2 separate regions of the Homo sapiens genome follow, and region 1 is linked to region 2. A link is a contact called in ENCODE Hi-C or POLR2A ChIA-PET data. All regions are on one chromosome and are shown on one strand. The core of a region is the stretch at or near the end of the contact, and the rest is flanking DNA. Distances in the headings are between cores, read along the strand shown.

Region 1 (3,646 bases), core at 942-3,441, 59 kb after region 2:
ATCAGACCTGTGCTGTGTGAAACAGACATGGGGTCTCGCTATGTTGCCCAGGCTGGTCTCCAACTCCTGAGCTCAAGCGATTGTTCCGCCTTGGCCTCCCAAAGTGCTGGGGTGACAGCTGTGAGCCACCGAGACCAACCTCAGATCAGACCTTTGACAAACTCTGCTGTGGACAAAGCATTCTGGTGAATGTCAACTCATCTGATCTTCACAAAACCGTGTGGAAGACCAGACAGGCATTATTACACTAATTTATGCCTAAGGAAACAGGGAGTTAAATAGTACAAATTTAGGATTTCTGATGCTGTATCTCGAAAAAAAAGTAGAGAATATGAGCCTGAAGAAGAGGCCCTGTAAAGGGTCCCAGATTGATGGGACAGGCTGAGACAAACGGAATCACTTTTCCCTGGATAGAACTAACCCTCAATGGTACCCCACTCTGCATGGTGATTACTGAGGGGACTGTCAATTGTCCAGCGAACTTGATGGTAATTCTAGGAGAAAAAGGAACTAATGTAATGCTGTCAGCATAGAAAGATGGGTGCCAACGAGCATTCCAAAAAGGAGGCTCTGTTAATTCGGTTTCGATCAACAAGTATTTGCTGAGTGTCTATTGTGTCCGGTCAGTGCTAAGGCCTGAGAATTTAGAAGTGAAACAGACCCGGTTTCCACCCATGCCACAGACCACTCCACACCTGGTCTGGAGTGACACTGGAGGGCCAGGCAGGCACAGGACAGTAACTTCGATATAAGGCAGCAAGTTCCACGGTGGAAGGAGGTGGAAGGTGCAGATGCACGTACACACAGGGGTTCAGGGAGGCCTCCCTGGAAGAAATGAAGCCTGCGAGGCCCTGAAGGATCAGTAAACAGAGAGGCATAAGGGGCAGGAGAGTAAGATGATTATGCTACATGTACCTTATTGTGAACCCAGGAGGATTTGGCCTCTGTCATAAAAGGCCCCCCTGTGGGTTCATAAACCTCAATTTACAAATTGTGCTTTATATATCAGTTCCTTATAAGTTTGGTTAGCGTAAATTGGTTTCTTAGAACTTGATCATCCCTGAGTGAACTCACAAATTCAAGTTTCAGAATGTGCAAACCTAAGAAACAAACCTCATGCTTGTGGTTGAGACATCGCACTGTCAACATCACAAATTCTCAGCACCTGAATGCCTGGTATACTATCAACATATATTGTTTTAAATATGTAAATAATAGCTTTCTAGTTATAGAGAGTTTGTCCCTACATTTTTCCACTTAATTTTTACAATCCCATTCCCCTGATGAAACAACCCCAGCCTGGGCAACATGGCAAAATCCTGCCTCTACAAAAAATACAAAAATTAGCTGGGTGTGGTGGCGTGCACCTGCAGTCCCGGGTATTTGGGAGGCTGAAGTGGGAGAATCACTTGAGCCCGGGAGGCAGAGGTTGCAGTGAGCCAAGATTGTACCGCTGCACTCCAGCCTGGGAGACAGAGGGAGACTCTGTCCCACCCACCCCCGCCTCCCAAAAGAAAAGAAAAGAAAGAAAAGAAAATGAAACCACCAAGACTGGGAGAAGATAAATGACTTGTCTGTGGTCATCTGGCTAATAAGAGGTAGAATGGGGCTGAAAAAGTTCGGTGCTCTTCCTGAAGAATCCATAGGTCAGAAAGCAGCACCATCTGACCTGCAGCAATAGCAGCAACGTGGAAAGCTAATCAACTGACCTCAAAACCACTCTCAGTGAGGCTCTGGATGGATTCAGAACCCCAGGCCTAGCAAAGTGAAGTTGATAAAGATGTAAAGGAGATCGAAAATTCACCATTTGGAGAGAGATTAGCTAAAGACTGCAGGTCGGATGGAAAATTCTTTCCATGGTTCTCCCACAGGTTCTTCCCTCATTTGGAACTCGTGTTTAAAAGTCACAAAGACCCTGAGTTGGGCCAAGGTCTCGTTCTTCTTCACTGTGGGCCTTGCAGTGCAACATGGCAGGGCCTCGTTCCAAATGTCACTCTTCAGAGCCTAAGAAAACAAGTAACTTTAGGGACACACCTGTCAACCGGAGCTCCCAAATTGTACCCCCCTAAACACATAATGCTGAGCATAGAAAAATTCCAGCTCTGCAGAGCGTTATACTTAGGGAAAGGGGTCACAGACAAGGAATGCTGGCAGGGCTCATTACAAATATCTTTGCTGCTGGAACATGTATTGTTTGGCTAGAAGGCGTAGGCTTCTCTCAGAGAGAAGGAATGTCCAAAAGTATTTCAGACAGTAAGAGACATTCTCTGAGCCAGCTACACAGCTCTCCTTCAAACCAACGGGTAGCGGCAAGCAGCTGAACTGACCAGCGAGCTCGCAAAAGCAAGCTTTTTTTTTTTTTTCTCCCTAAATAAGACAGCAAGTGATGTGTCTTGGCTTGGTTTAGCAAATTTTAAGATAGTTCCCTGATGACCCCAAGAGCCCTCAGGCCCCATGGAAGCTGGAGCTAATGCATCTTCCTCCAAGCATCATCTGCTCTACCAGGATCTAAGCCCCTTCACGAGGGCAGAAGGTATAAAGGCTGCACTGTGCGGGAAATGCTATGGCAGCAAAGACAGCCAAACACGCCAGAAATAACAGGCACATGAAGGAAATGTTTCTGAGACAGCTCAAAAATTCCGAGAAGAGATTATCCCGACTGTCCCAGGTTCTCAGCCCTGTCTATGGTATGCAGCCCCATACCACAGTCATTTGTCACCGAGTCCTAACTTTGTCAGAGGCCCCTCCTTTCAGGTCTCTCAGGCACCACCCAGTTCTGGCCCTCCTCACCCCCGTGAGCCAGGCGACATCCAAGCAGCCCCACGGTGCACCCGGCTCTGTGCTGCATTCTCTGAATGTCCCTGAAGGCCAGGGCTGTTGTATTCTCTACCCACTCTCTGTCTAGTATGGGAGCCACTGGCCAGATGTGTTGACTGAACACTTAAGATGCAGTAAGTGTGACCAAGAAACTGGGTTTGTCATTTTATTTCATTTTAGTTAATTTAAATTTAAGTTTAATTAGCTACATGAGGCTATCAGCTGTGGTATAGGACAGCAGAGCTCCGGAAGCTTTTGGCCTGGTGAGAAGAATCAGGACAAGCGCCTCCCTGGCCTCTCGCCCACTCTGCACAGCCGCTAACCATTGCTCTCATGACATTCTTTCCCAGCCCCAGAACTTTTAGCCATGTGACATCATCTATTGATTAGAGTCCAAACTTCTTGTGCTAACTCTCTATGGGTTGCCACAATTAGCCATTGTATGTCGTTAACCTAAATTTCATTCATCTGCTATGTCCTGACCTTAGGGGCTTAGAATATAGTTAGAAAACAGTATTTCAGAATAAAAAACCATTCTTGTATTACCTCTCGCACTATTCCCCCTGTTCTCCATGCTTCGCATTCTCTGTTCTATCCCCAGCTATAGCACTGTCCCCATAAAGCCTACTGTGGTTCTCGGCTCATGGTGTCCTTCCTCCCATCTGCCTCCCGACGTCATGCCTGTCTTCCAGTGTTTATGCCTTCTCCAGGAAGCTTTCTCTTGTGGCCCTCGCTGTGAGCTATAGCTCCTCCCTTTCAACATCTTCTAGCACCTCCTCTTACTGTGCAGGTGAGGACACTGAGGCTTAAGGGTTAAGTCACTTGCTCA
Region 2 (3,528 bases), core at 117-2,616:
GTGAACTTAGGCAGGTGATGTCACCTCTCCAAGCCTCACTTCCTCTTTTAGATATTGTGTTATTAATACCTGTATCACTAACTTGTCATAGAAAATCAGATCATCCTGACAATTACTTTATTGATTAATTGATTGATTGATTGAGACAGGGTCTCTCACTGTATCACCCAGGCTGGAGTGCAGTGGCACAATCATGGCTCATTGTGGCCTCAATGTCCTGGGCCCAAGTGATCCTCCCACCTGAGCCTCCTGAGTAGCTAGGACTACAGGTGCTCACCACCGCACCTGGCTAATTTTTGTATTTTTTGTAGAGACAGGGTTTCACCATGTTGCCCAGACCGGTCACGAACTTGTGAGCTCGAGCAATCCACCTGCCCGACCTCCCAAAGTGCTGGGATTACGGGTATGGTGTAGAGCACTTACCAGGGCCAGGGGCTGTTCTAAACACTTTCTACGTATATTTTGTTAATGAGAGGTATGTGGCACAGCAGCTGGCTCATGCCACATAAGCACAGCTGTTATCACTCCTCTGCATCATGTGATTTTGTTACAATCACTGTGTTTTACTAATCAGGAAAAACACCAGCAATAACAACAACAGGGAAAGCGAATTCCATTTTGGGAGCAGGATAGGGCCTTGGGCGATTCTGTGGGCCTGGCTGGGACCTAGATGAGGGCAAGAATTTCAGAGGGCCCAGTCCCTCTAGGGCTATGCACTTGAGGTCTTCTCTCAGGAACTTCAGGAAAAAAAGGCAGAATTAGAAACCTTTCCTAGGAAGAATTAGGAACTCTTGTCCTAGAAGTCCAACTTGCCTCCTAAATAGAGCATGTGTGTGTGTGTGTGTGTGTGTGTATGCATGTGTGTATGTATGCGTGCATGTATGCGTGTGTGTATGCGTATGCGCACGTGCATGTGTATGTGTGTGTATGTTTATGTGCACGTGCCTATGTGTGTATGCATGTATGTGCATGTGTGTATGTGTATGCACATGTGCATGTGTGTGTATGTGTACGTGTGTGTATGCGCACGTGCATGTCTGTGTGTATCTGTGTATGTGTATGCGCACGTGCATGTGTGTATCTGTGTATGTGTATGCGCACGTGCATGTGTGTATGCATGTGTATGCATGCGTGTGTGTATGCGCACGTGTGTGTGTGCATGTGTGTGTGTATGCGCACGTGCATGTGTGTATATGTGTGTATATGTATGCACACGTGTATGTGTGTATGCACATGTGTGTGTGTGTGTATGCGTGTGTTTGGTGGTATCGGGGCATTGTCCCAGATCACTGCCCAGCTCCTGGCCTTGCTCAGTCTTGCACGCTTTCCAGCCCAGCCCATCCAAGCCCTGCTGCCAACCGCCAGTCCCAGCTGTCTGTTGTGGCAGATGTTTTTGGCTGTGCCATAGCAACGCCAGAACAGGATGTAACTTGGATCACAGCAGGGACAAGCCCACGCGCACAGGCCGCCCATGCCTTTCCCCTCCCTGAAGGCCTGTTGGGAAAGACTGGTCAGGTCCAGGTCGAGGACAAATGGTGTTTGTTGTCTGGAGAGAGGCAGACCTCATGTCCTCTTGGGGTCAGTGGCAGGGGAGTGGGAGGACATAGTGCAAATCCTAGCTGAGCGCCTCCTTCAATGAGCTCAGGTTTGCATCCATTGGCTCTTCCAGGAGATGCTAAGGGAGTTGCCAGGTAGGACGAGAAACCACCTGTCAGCAAGGCCTGGCCTGTGGGGGCCGGCCTGTCTTCCCCACGATTATAGCAACTACTCATTGAGGGATTACTTTGTGCTACTTATGCTAAATACTTTCTATAAACAAAGAATATAAAGATTCAGGGGCATTTACTTTGTGTTAATTACACAGTGCTACCCTGTTTTTTTTAAGGAGCGAAGGTTTAATAGGCAAAAGAAAAAGAAAGAGAAAGGAAAACTGCTCTGTCTCTCTAGTGAGAGAGGGGAGACTTCTAAGAGGAAAAGAGCCACCAGCGGAGGATGCACTGGATTTTATAGTCAGGTTTGAGGAGGCGGTGTCTGATTTACATAGCGAACAAGATTACTTCCCTGAACTGTAAACTTCCCGCACATTGCATACACAGAGAGGATAGGAGATCCTTGCTCTGTCGCCCGGGCTGGAGTGCAGAGGCGTGATCTCAGCTCACTGCAGCCTCCACCTCCCGGGTTCAAGCAATTCTGTCTCAAACAAACAAAACGCAAAGTTGGAGATCCTGCTGCCAAAACCCCGTTGGGCAGTTGGAGGCCTGGGTCAGTCTAGAAGCCTTTGGATAACACCTGGGGTAGCCCCAGCCAGAAATCCTCAGTTGCTCCAAAACCTCTCCCAGCCCCACGTGACGGCTAAGTTCTCCATGAAAGGATGCTGGTTCAAACATGTCCAGCAAACCACGGGTGCTGGAGGATTCTCCATGTTCTCCCCAGTAAGACTGACGTCCGAGTCTTTAAGAATGGCAGCCACACTAACCGTGTTTTTAACTGGCTGATGGATACCCATTATTGATTTGACTTGGTTCTAAAATGGAGGCTGAGAGCCCTGAGATGAAAGGTCAGAGGTGGAGTCTGCTCCTCTACTCACCGTTTTGATGAAAGTTGTACCTTGGTATCCGGACAAGGTCCCCATTATGAAGCTGCTATGTTGTCTGGGGTAAATACCTGGGGTTCGTCATCTCGCACCAGGAAAATTTAGGACATGGACACACATGAAGAGTTTGGGAGCGGAGGTTTAATAGGCAAAAGAAAGAGAAAGGAAAACAGCTCTCTCTAGCGAGAGAGAGGGGACTTCGAGAGGGAAAGACCAACAGTGCTAGTCTTTATAATACTACTAGGAGGTTATTCCTGTTTTCCAAATGGGGAAACTGAGGTGGAGAGAGATTCAGTCACTTGTCCCAAGTAGCTGAATGTGTAAATTAAGGAGCTGCAATTGGGACCTAGGACTGTCTTGCTCCAAAACCCTTGATCGAATGGTAATGCTGCCAGGACTGGCTACATAATTTACTAGACCCAGTGCAAAACAAAAAGGCCACGCTCTTGTTTAAGAATGATGAGAAATTTCAAGATGGTGACAGCAGAACATGAAAACCAAGTGCAAGGTCTTCGCAAATTTATGCAACTGCCCTGAAGCCAGCCCTGGGCACTGTACTTCCATTGTCACAGCACGCAGTTCCCTTGCCACCCTCAGACACTCAGAAGGGTGGGCACAAGCAACCTAGAGCAGCTGACAGCCCAAGACAGTAAGCCCCTGCCTGGCACCCGAGAGCTACAGCGATCCAAAGGTACTCTGTTCCTGGGGACCAATGCAACCCCATCAAAGGGAGGGAAGGAAAGAGCCTTCCACAAAAATGCTCTACTGAGTTTCTAGAGCCACGGGCCTGGGAGCTTAGAGAGCAAATTTTAGCTCAATTTAAAAAAAAATTCTTTTATTAAATCTTTCCTTTTTTTTTTTTTTTCCCAAGATGGAGTCTTGCTCTATCACCCAGGCTGGAGTGCAGTGGAACAATCTCGGCTCACTGCAACCTC

What was found. A loop is a pair of places that touch in the nucleus more often than their neighbours do. ChIA-PET counts read pairs that join two places held with the same protein, here RNA polymerase II (POLR2A). Pooled maps may share reads with other maps.
Region 1: a pooled map shows a loop between it and region 2 (2.4-fold over the local background). The contact joins two enhancer-like sites. A Hi-C loop is called at or near these places in 1 of 168 maps with a recorded cell type or tissue (gastrocnemius medialis), 1 of 37 single-sample maps with no recorded cell type and 5 of 50 pooled maps. POLR2A ChIA-PET finds 5 or more read pairs at or near these places in 7 of 52 experiments (BJ, HepG2, IMR-90 and 4 more).

What each region holds. Positions count from the first base shown.
Region 1 is chr12:108,830,805-108,834,450 of GRCh38, forward strand. All of the region lies in intron 2 of SSH1 (slingshot protein phosphatase 1), which reads right to left. Among named protein-coding and RNA genes, the nearest start is that of MIR619, 4.4 kb to the right of the region's middle. RefSeq lists an enhancer at 879-988. Within about 2 kb of position 2,192, at least 26 of the 41 ENCODE cell types and tissues checked have a DNase peak (open chromatin) inside an H3K27ac peak, as active enhancers do; they include gastrocnemius medialis, where a contact is called at or near this core.
Region 2 is chr12:108,772,530-108,776,057 of GRCh38, forward strand. No RefSeq gene overlaps it. Among named protein-coding and RNA genes, the nearest start is that of CORO1C, 43 kb to the left of the region's middle. Within about 2 kb of position 1,367, at least 17 of the 41 ENCODE cell types and tissues checked have a DNase peak (open chromatin) inside an H3K27ac peak, as active enhancers do; they include gastrocnemius medialis, where a contact is called at or near this core.